Linked DNA regions of Homo sapiens: region 1 is linked to region 2. Evidence: chromatin contacts called from ENCODE Hi-C or POLR2A ChIA-PET data. All regions are on one chromosome and are shown on one strand. The core of a region is the stretch at or near the end of the contact, and the rest is flanking DNA. Distances in the headings are between cores, read along the strand shown.

Region 1 (3,455 bases), core at 711-3,210, 160 kb after region 2:
ACTTGGGAGGCTGAGGCAGGAGACTTGCTTGAACCCAGGAGGCAGAGGTTGCAGTGAGCTGAGATTGCACCATTGCACTCCAGCCTGGGTGACAGAGCGAGACTCCATCTCAAAAAATAAAAATTAAAATAGAAATACAATGCTTGAGCATGTTGAAATGTCAGCAGCTCTCTTACTGTGTGCTTGGTGGTAAGTTTGATTTTTGCTGTGGTTGAAATTAGTGTTCTTTGAAATATTATTATTTGGATCATTACTCATAAGGCCTTTCCATAACTGTTTTATCCAAGATTTAGGCAAGCCTCTGGAGCTCAGGGCTGGAGCTGACATTAAAAAACTGGTGTTAAGTGAATACGTATTATAAAGCTGTTATCTTAATATAAAAAGAAGTGACTTGGTAGAGGTCTCCCTGTGGAAACAGATGCACAAGGAACACTTCATACTGAAAGACACAGCTGTTAAGTAATGAACAAGGACTGTATGGAAACTTTTGTGTAGTTATTTGGTACATTAAGTGGAATTTGGCTTTAGATGGCTAAATCTTGCCCTTCAGTGTGTTGGAAAATATTGCATAGTAACTTGTTTTTTTCCACAATGCCACCTTATTTTAGCATTCCAAAGGATTTGGAAGTATGGGTTTTACACATATGACTTTCTTAAAATAACTAGGCTCTAACTTTGGTAGCATAAATAATTACCTACTGATACATGCATGTATGTAAGACATAGAATAATATTAAGTGGAATCAAAGCTAGTCTCCTGAGAGAGAAACACTTGTGTTTATCCTGAAGGGTAATCATTTGTAGCTGACATACAATTAAGTGATTTATGTAGAGCCTTCATTTTGAAAGCATTTGCACTTCCTGTTTAGAATTTGTGGCCATTTGAAATTCAGGCCAATTATCATTGGGTCACAGGGGCCATCATAAGGGATAAGGATAGGAGTATCTGATACTACTTAGTGAAAGAAATACGCTATTTATTAATCTTATTTAGCCCCAGTAATTCTCACATTTTTAAGTCAAATGGCTTTGAAATTAGGTTAAATTTAGCTCTATAAATTCGATATTTTTAAGAGCATTGTTCACACTGTTGATTTTTATGTGTTTCTTTCTTTTTGGAATTGTGATACTTTACATTTAGGATCAATATGTGATCAAGGCTAATGATGCATCCAAACACACACACACACACACACACATACACACACACACATGTCTGCGTTTCTTAAAGTTTGTAGATCAACAAATGTCTAGCTATGATCCGCAAAACGTTTAAGTTGCTATTTCTGATTTCAGCTGGTTTACTTAATTAATGAGCGTGGGCTTTATAAGGTGTTGAGGTGTTGATTAGTTTTTTAAATGGTATTTTCAGCCTAACAAAGTAAATTTGTTTTATAATTTGGAAATATTTGCAAAGTATATTTTGGTTGCTTTCATTCTTTTACCTGCTGAGATCCCTCTGGCCCCATTAATTTTGTTTTTTTTCTCCTGAGCTGAATCCCTGAGACTGTCTAGATAGCTGAGAAGAAGCCAGGTATGGGAAATGAGTCAAGGTTGAGAGTATAAGACAGCTGGTAATCAGGAGTAGACCAGGCCGGGGGAGCCACTGTGAGCAGCATGAAATCGTGGCATCCATAGCACTGGAAGGTAAAAGTTGGTATGTGGGTGGAACTCTCAGCAAGCAGAAATCAGGGACACAGAAATATTGGAGTTTGATGGGAGTGATATGAAAAGAGGGCACAAAAGGAAAAAATAAGGAAAAGTCCAGGTCACATCAGAGATCAGTTTATAGAAACTGAAAGAACTATGACACTATTGGAGTGACAAACTTGGGACATTGGGACAGAAGTTCTTTGGCATTTCAGTGCAAATTGTGCTCTAGTCAAGAAGCTTCTTAGGCATTCCCTGCCAACATAGGAACCAGTCCCAAGGTTGGGCCACCAGAGCCCGCTTGTAAAAGCAGGTCATGGGTGTGTCTGCCTGGAAAGGAAAAGGAGGTAGCCTGGGAAGGTCCTAAGGAGAGAGGTTAAGGACATGTGGCAACACAAGCATAATCAGCACTTTGCTGAGCCTTGTGTGTTCCATGACTCACATACATTGGTTATAACACACCCATCTTCCAGGCAGTAAAACCAGTGGGTTAGAGCTGGGTCTTCAATGTGTCTGCTCCATCTGAAGGCAGTATAAGGGAACTACTATAAAGAGGGTAAAGATGCTTCAGTTTAAAAGCTGCTAAACAGTTTGCATTCTGTATAAAAATCTTAGTTCTCTTTTTAAAGTTTTTCATAGCAAAAAGAGGTCTGTTTGTAAAGGATTGAATTGGAATAAATAATATAAATGAAAGTTAATGAGAAAAATACAATTTATGGTTATGTAAATAGACTTTTGCTGTATCTTTCATATTTGCATGCACATATATTGTATATATAAAATATAAATACATATGCATATTTATAAATTTATATTGCTTAGAAATTGCTGAGTCTTAAGAGATCTCTAATTGTTAATTGTTTTAAACTCAATGGTTTGGTCTTTTTTGGGCATTAGTACATGATTACTTTGTCTACCTTTGTTTTTATTTAAATTATGAAATTAGGTAAACTTACAGGAAGGAATAACTAATTAACCTTAAAATCTCATTTATATCTCTTTAGACTCAATCATATATCTACTTGGCAATGTATTTGCTTTTTAACTTACATTTTAATGATATAAAACGAATTTACTTAGTATTTATTTTTGATGGGTCTATTGTATGGTGATATAACATATTTTGATTCTAATTCTCTTATTCTTGACCATTTGAGTCAATAGTATTTTTTTTTTCATTATTGGAAAATTGAACATTTTTTAGCAAATTATTTTTGGGTTGTTTCCTTGGGGCATTTTCCCCAAAGTCAGATTAACAAGTCAAAGGGCAGGAACAATTTTATAGCTCCTATTACATATTGCCATATTGTTTTCCAGAAAGATTGAGCTAATTTGCCACTCCACCATCAATGTATAAAGCACAGCCCCAGTTTTAGATAGTTTAGACAGTCTGGGCACACATGAAAAGTATAATTACATTTTTACCCTGAGGCCTAGCTGTAAAGATAGCTCTCCTAAGTAAACTCAATATATGGACTTTGAAATTATAGAACTGATAAGGCATGAATTTTGTTCTTCAGAATGTGGAGGCTTGAAGTTAGGGACTTTTGGGGCTGGACCATGTGTGGTGTGGAGGTAGAGGGTCCCTTTGGACCAGTGTGGTACTGTGATTGCATTCTATTGAGATGTTGGTAAGGCCCAGAACAAAGGGATGGGAGAGAACCAGGTCCCAGTGTTGCTGCTGCTAGGAAGGTCACCAGGTGCAAGGAATCCTGGAGGGCTTGGTGGAGGTTGTAGGATAGTGGGTGCACTTTGGAGTCAGGCATGCAGCAAAGAAGAGGATGTCTAGTGGCTGTCTTGTGGCC
Region 2 (3,378 bases), core at 303-2,802:
AGGCTGATGAATCTGGAGAGATACTTGTGGCAAGTACCCGGTGTTCCTGCAGTCATCCACAAGCGCAGCAGTGGTGGTAGACAGCTAGAGAAGAAAGTGTAAAGTTTGCATCCTCCAATTATCACGGTTGCAAGACAGAACTTGAAACTAGATACACCTGATTTTGGTTATCTCTGGATGCCATTCACCGAGAATGAAGGGAAGAAGATACTTCCTCCAAAGGAGAATCTGATGAGGCGCCAGCAGGCTGCTGCTGCGGTGGAAACTGCCACATCCGCTTTTGCAAACTGGTGTGGCCCCAGCTGCTTGGACTGAGGCTCAACGCAGGTTTCAGCCACTTCAACCACAGGGCTACGAACATGCCAAGAGAGCCACTAACCAAGTTTCTCATTCCTCCTCTGAGATTTAAAGTCCATCACTTCGCGACTCAAACACGCAAGAGGCGTGGGAGACGGAGGAATGGGGAAGCGAGGCGGCGCTGCCCACCTTGGCAATGGCACAGCCGCGGTCTCTGATGCAAAGGCAGGCGGCCGCGCAGGGCCGGGCCTGGGTGGGAAGGCTGGGCTCTGGGAAGGATGTCGGGGCACCCGGCAGTGCCCAAAGCCACCATCTCAAGCGTGATAGTGGGAAAATGGATGCTGCACCTGCTCTCTCATCTTGCGGGGAATCGTGATTTGGGGAAGTTTCACCTTTGTTGCAGAACTGCCCACATTAGAGCCTTCATTTCTTGGGAAGGGGTTGGCGGGAGTTGCCAGTGAAATGTGTGACACACACACGCGCCACATACTCCCCAAACCCACAGACGACTCCAGTAACGCTCTAGTTACCCTTAAAAAGTAAAACAGAACAAATCAGCAGGCCCCCTCCCTCCATCCTGGCACTTCATTAATGTCGGCCAAGGCCACATTTCCCCTGCCCACTGCAGGGAGTCTGTCAGGAGAACAACAGGCGAACGTTTGCCTCACTTGACTCAGCTCTCTTGGGGCGGTATCAGCATTTTAAAATTCACACCTAAAGGAAGGAGTCAGCAAAGGAAAGCAGAGCTGGGCCGGGGCGCCGGTGGCCGCCGTCAAACCTTTGGGAAGCAAGAAATCCGAAACGCCCGTGACGTGCGGCGTTGTCCGACTCCTTCCACTAGGCAGAACCCGAGAGACGAGCCTTTGGCGGGACGGTGAACGATTGTGCTGTGTACGGCGGTGTGCGTGCGTGAGTAAAGAGTGTGTAGCTCCGGCCAAACGCTAGCCCCCAAGGGCGCGAGTGCTACACTGCGCCCAGCTCAAGTTTCTGTGGAAACTTTCCCTCAGAGGCTCCTCCTCCTTCACCTTGGAAACCGGCGCGGGCCGTGCGGCGCGGCACTGCCTAAGTCCCCGGCGCACCTGGCGGCGGCGTGTCCCAGCGGCAGAGGCGGGGCCGGCGGCGGCGGGGGCGGGGCCGGGGCGCGCTCCCCGAGGCCTCCAGGCAGGTTGGGCCCCACCCCCGCCCCTGCCCCGCCCCGGCCCCCGCCCCCGCCCCCGCCCCCCCCGCGCTCACTAGGGAGAGGCTGGGGGGAGGCAGTGACCCACGCGCCTCAGCCCGCGGCTGACGCACCTTCGAAAAGTTGCGCTCCGACCTTCTCACGACCTACATTCTTCCCGGGCACTCCTGAGTTTGAGCCGGGCCTGGAGGACCTGGGCCAAGACTTTCGAGCGGCGGCCGCCCGAGGTGCGAGGAGCCAGCCCGGCTTTCCTCACTGGGTCCCGCGCAGGCGTCCCCGGGACCGCAGAGCAAACTTTCTGGACTATCTGAGGACACTTGTCCAGCGAGCCCCACTGCTCGGGGAGGAGGAGCCACGGCCGGGGACAGGTAGGTGCTGTGCTGGCCGGAGATTTGCGCTTGAGGGATTCTTTTATTTTAGAGGGTTGAAGGAGGAGGGAGAGTCGAAATGTCCCTTCTCTGCATCCGCCAACTGGGCAGGGGGTGCGGGCATTGGGCTGAGGGAGCAGGCATTGGGCTGGGGGCCGGCTGGGGATGTTCCAAACGAGGTCGCTGCGTCGGGCGGGGGCGCAGGGGGGAGGAGGTGACTTCTAGGGTTTCGGGCTCCGGGACGGGGCGTAACGCGGTGACTGACCCTGGGAGAGAGAGAGCCAGCTTGTTTTGACGAAGGAATATGTCATTAGGGCCCTCCATCCCATTCCTTGGTCCCAGGGTCCTCTGGGAGGCACAGGAAAAGGCAAAGAGATGTGGAGTTCAGGTTTCCCCTGTAAATCAACTTGCTTACACAGGAGACAGAGGCGGTGCCCCTCTGAGGTTTGCAGCCCTTTCCTGGTGTAAGGACTTACTGGTTAGGTAGCTGTTGCTCAATTTCGTAAATTCTGTGATGAAACTGCGTTCAAGTCGTGGTTATTATTGATAGTGTGTATGTGTTTGTGTTTCCTCTGGCTCAACAAAGGTCCCTTGTTAACTCCGCTTCTGCTAGGGAGTGGGAAGAACTACCTTGGTGTCTTATTTCAGGCCTGGTCAGAGCGAGGTGTTGGTGCAGGCGGCGGTAGCCTTGTTGGCTTGGGACTTTGGGAATCACATGAGCAGGTCTAGTGAATTAGTGTCCCAGCCTCCTGGACCCACCCATTCACAGCAGATCTAGCTTCCACTATTCAGCAGATGCTGCAGCCCCAGCTATCCAGGGACAGGGAAACCCCCCTGAAGGGAAAGAGCCAAATGTTGAGAAGGAGAGACAGCTTTCAGGAGGAGGAGTAAACAATGCCTAACAATTGTTGCTTCCCTATAGATTGGGCTTGCTCCCTTGGCTTCTCTGGAAGGGCTGTGCTATCAAATTCATCTCATTAGGAAGTCAGCTGCTCCCTGCTAATAGTCATAGCAGCCCTGATGAAATTATATAGGTCATTGAAAAATAATTCCTGCTTAATTACCTTTATCCTGTTGATTAATGAGAGGGAAGATTTCCTCTCCTTAATGTATTATGCCTGCTTGTCAGGGTCACCTGCCTGACCTCAAGTTCACTTGTACACCTGGCACTAGGCAGGATGCTGTCCCCGAAGCTGTCCACATGTAGTGAACCACAGCTGAAGTCCACGTTTGGAGAACTTCAAAGGTCTTCTTTGGACCGAAATTGAGCAGGATATTTAGTCCATAAATTTACTCTTTAATACAGTATACTTGTTGGCTTTAGGTAACTTTTCGCATAATTAAAGGTTGATATCTTTTTAGTTCCAGTTAATCCCTTTCCGCAGAGCTCATAAGAATTATGTCCATGCCTGTCTTGAAATAAATTAAGTTTGGGGTCCTATTTATCATTTGTCCTGTAGGACAAGGAACAGGATTAAACTGTGTAGGGTGGCTGGAAAGGGGCAGAGAAACTGGACATCACTGAAGTGGATTCAG

What was found. A loop is a pair of places that touch in the nucleus more often than their neighbours do. ChIA-PET counts read pairs that join two places held with the same protein, here RNA polymerase II (POLR2A). Pooled maps may share reads with other maps.
Region 1: a loop to region 2 is called in a pooled map, with 7 times the contacts of the local background. The contact joins the enhancer-like site here to the promoter of FHIP1A in region 2. A Hi-C loop is called at or near these places in 1 of 168 maps with a recorded cell type or tissue (heart right ventricle), 1 of 37 single-sample maps with no recorded cell type and 6 of 50 pooled maps. POLR2A ChIA-PET finds 5 or more read pairs at or near these places in 2 of 52 experiments (H1 and MCF 10A).

Annotation. Positions count from the first base shown.
Region 1 is chr4:151,572,096-151,575,550 of GRCh38, forward strand. All of the region lies in intron 4 of FHIP1A (FHF complex subunit HOOK interacting protein 1A), which reads left to right. Among named protein-coding and RNA genes, the nearest start is that of FHIP1A, 160 kb to the left of the region's middle. Within about 2 kb of position 1,961, at least 3 of the 41 ENCODE cell types and tissues checked have a DNase peak (open chromatin) inside an H3K27ac peak, as active enhancers do.
Region 2 is chr4:151,407,624-151,411,001 of GRCh38, forward strand. FHIP1A (FHF complex subunit HOOK interacting protein 1A) reads left to right here and starts at 1,553. Exons shown (of 14, transcript NM_001109977.3): 1 at 1,553-1,842. FHIP1A-DT (FHIP1A divergent transcript) reads right to left here and starts at 1,269. Exons shown (of 3, transcript NR_183963.1): 1 at 1-1,269. RefSeq lists enhancers at 1-292, 124-823, 824-1,523 and silencers at 750-1,222, 1,343-1,512.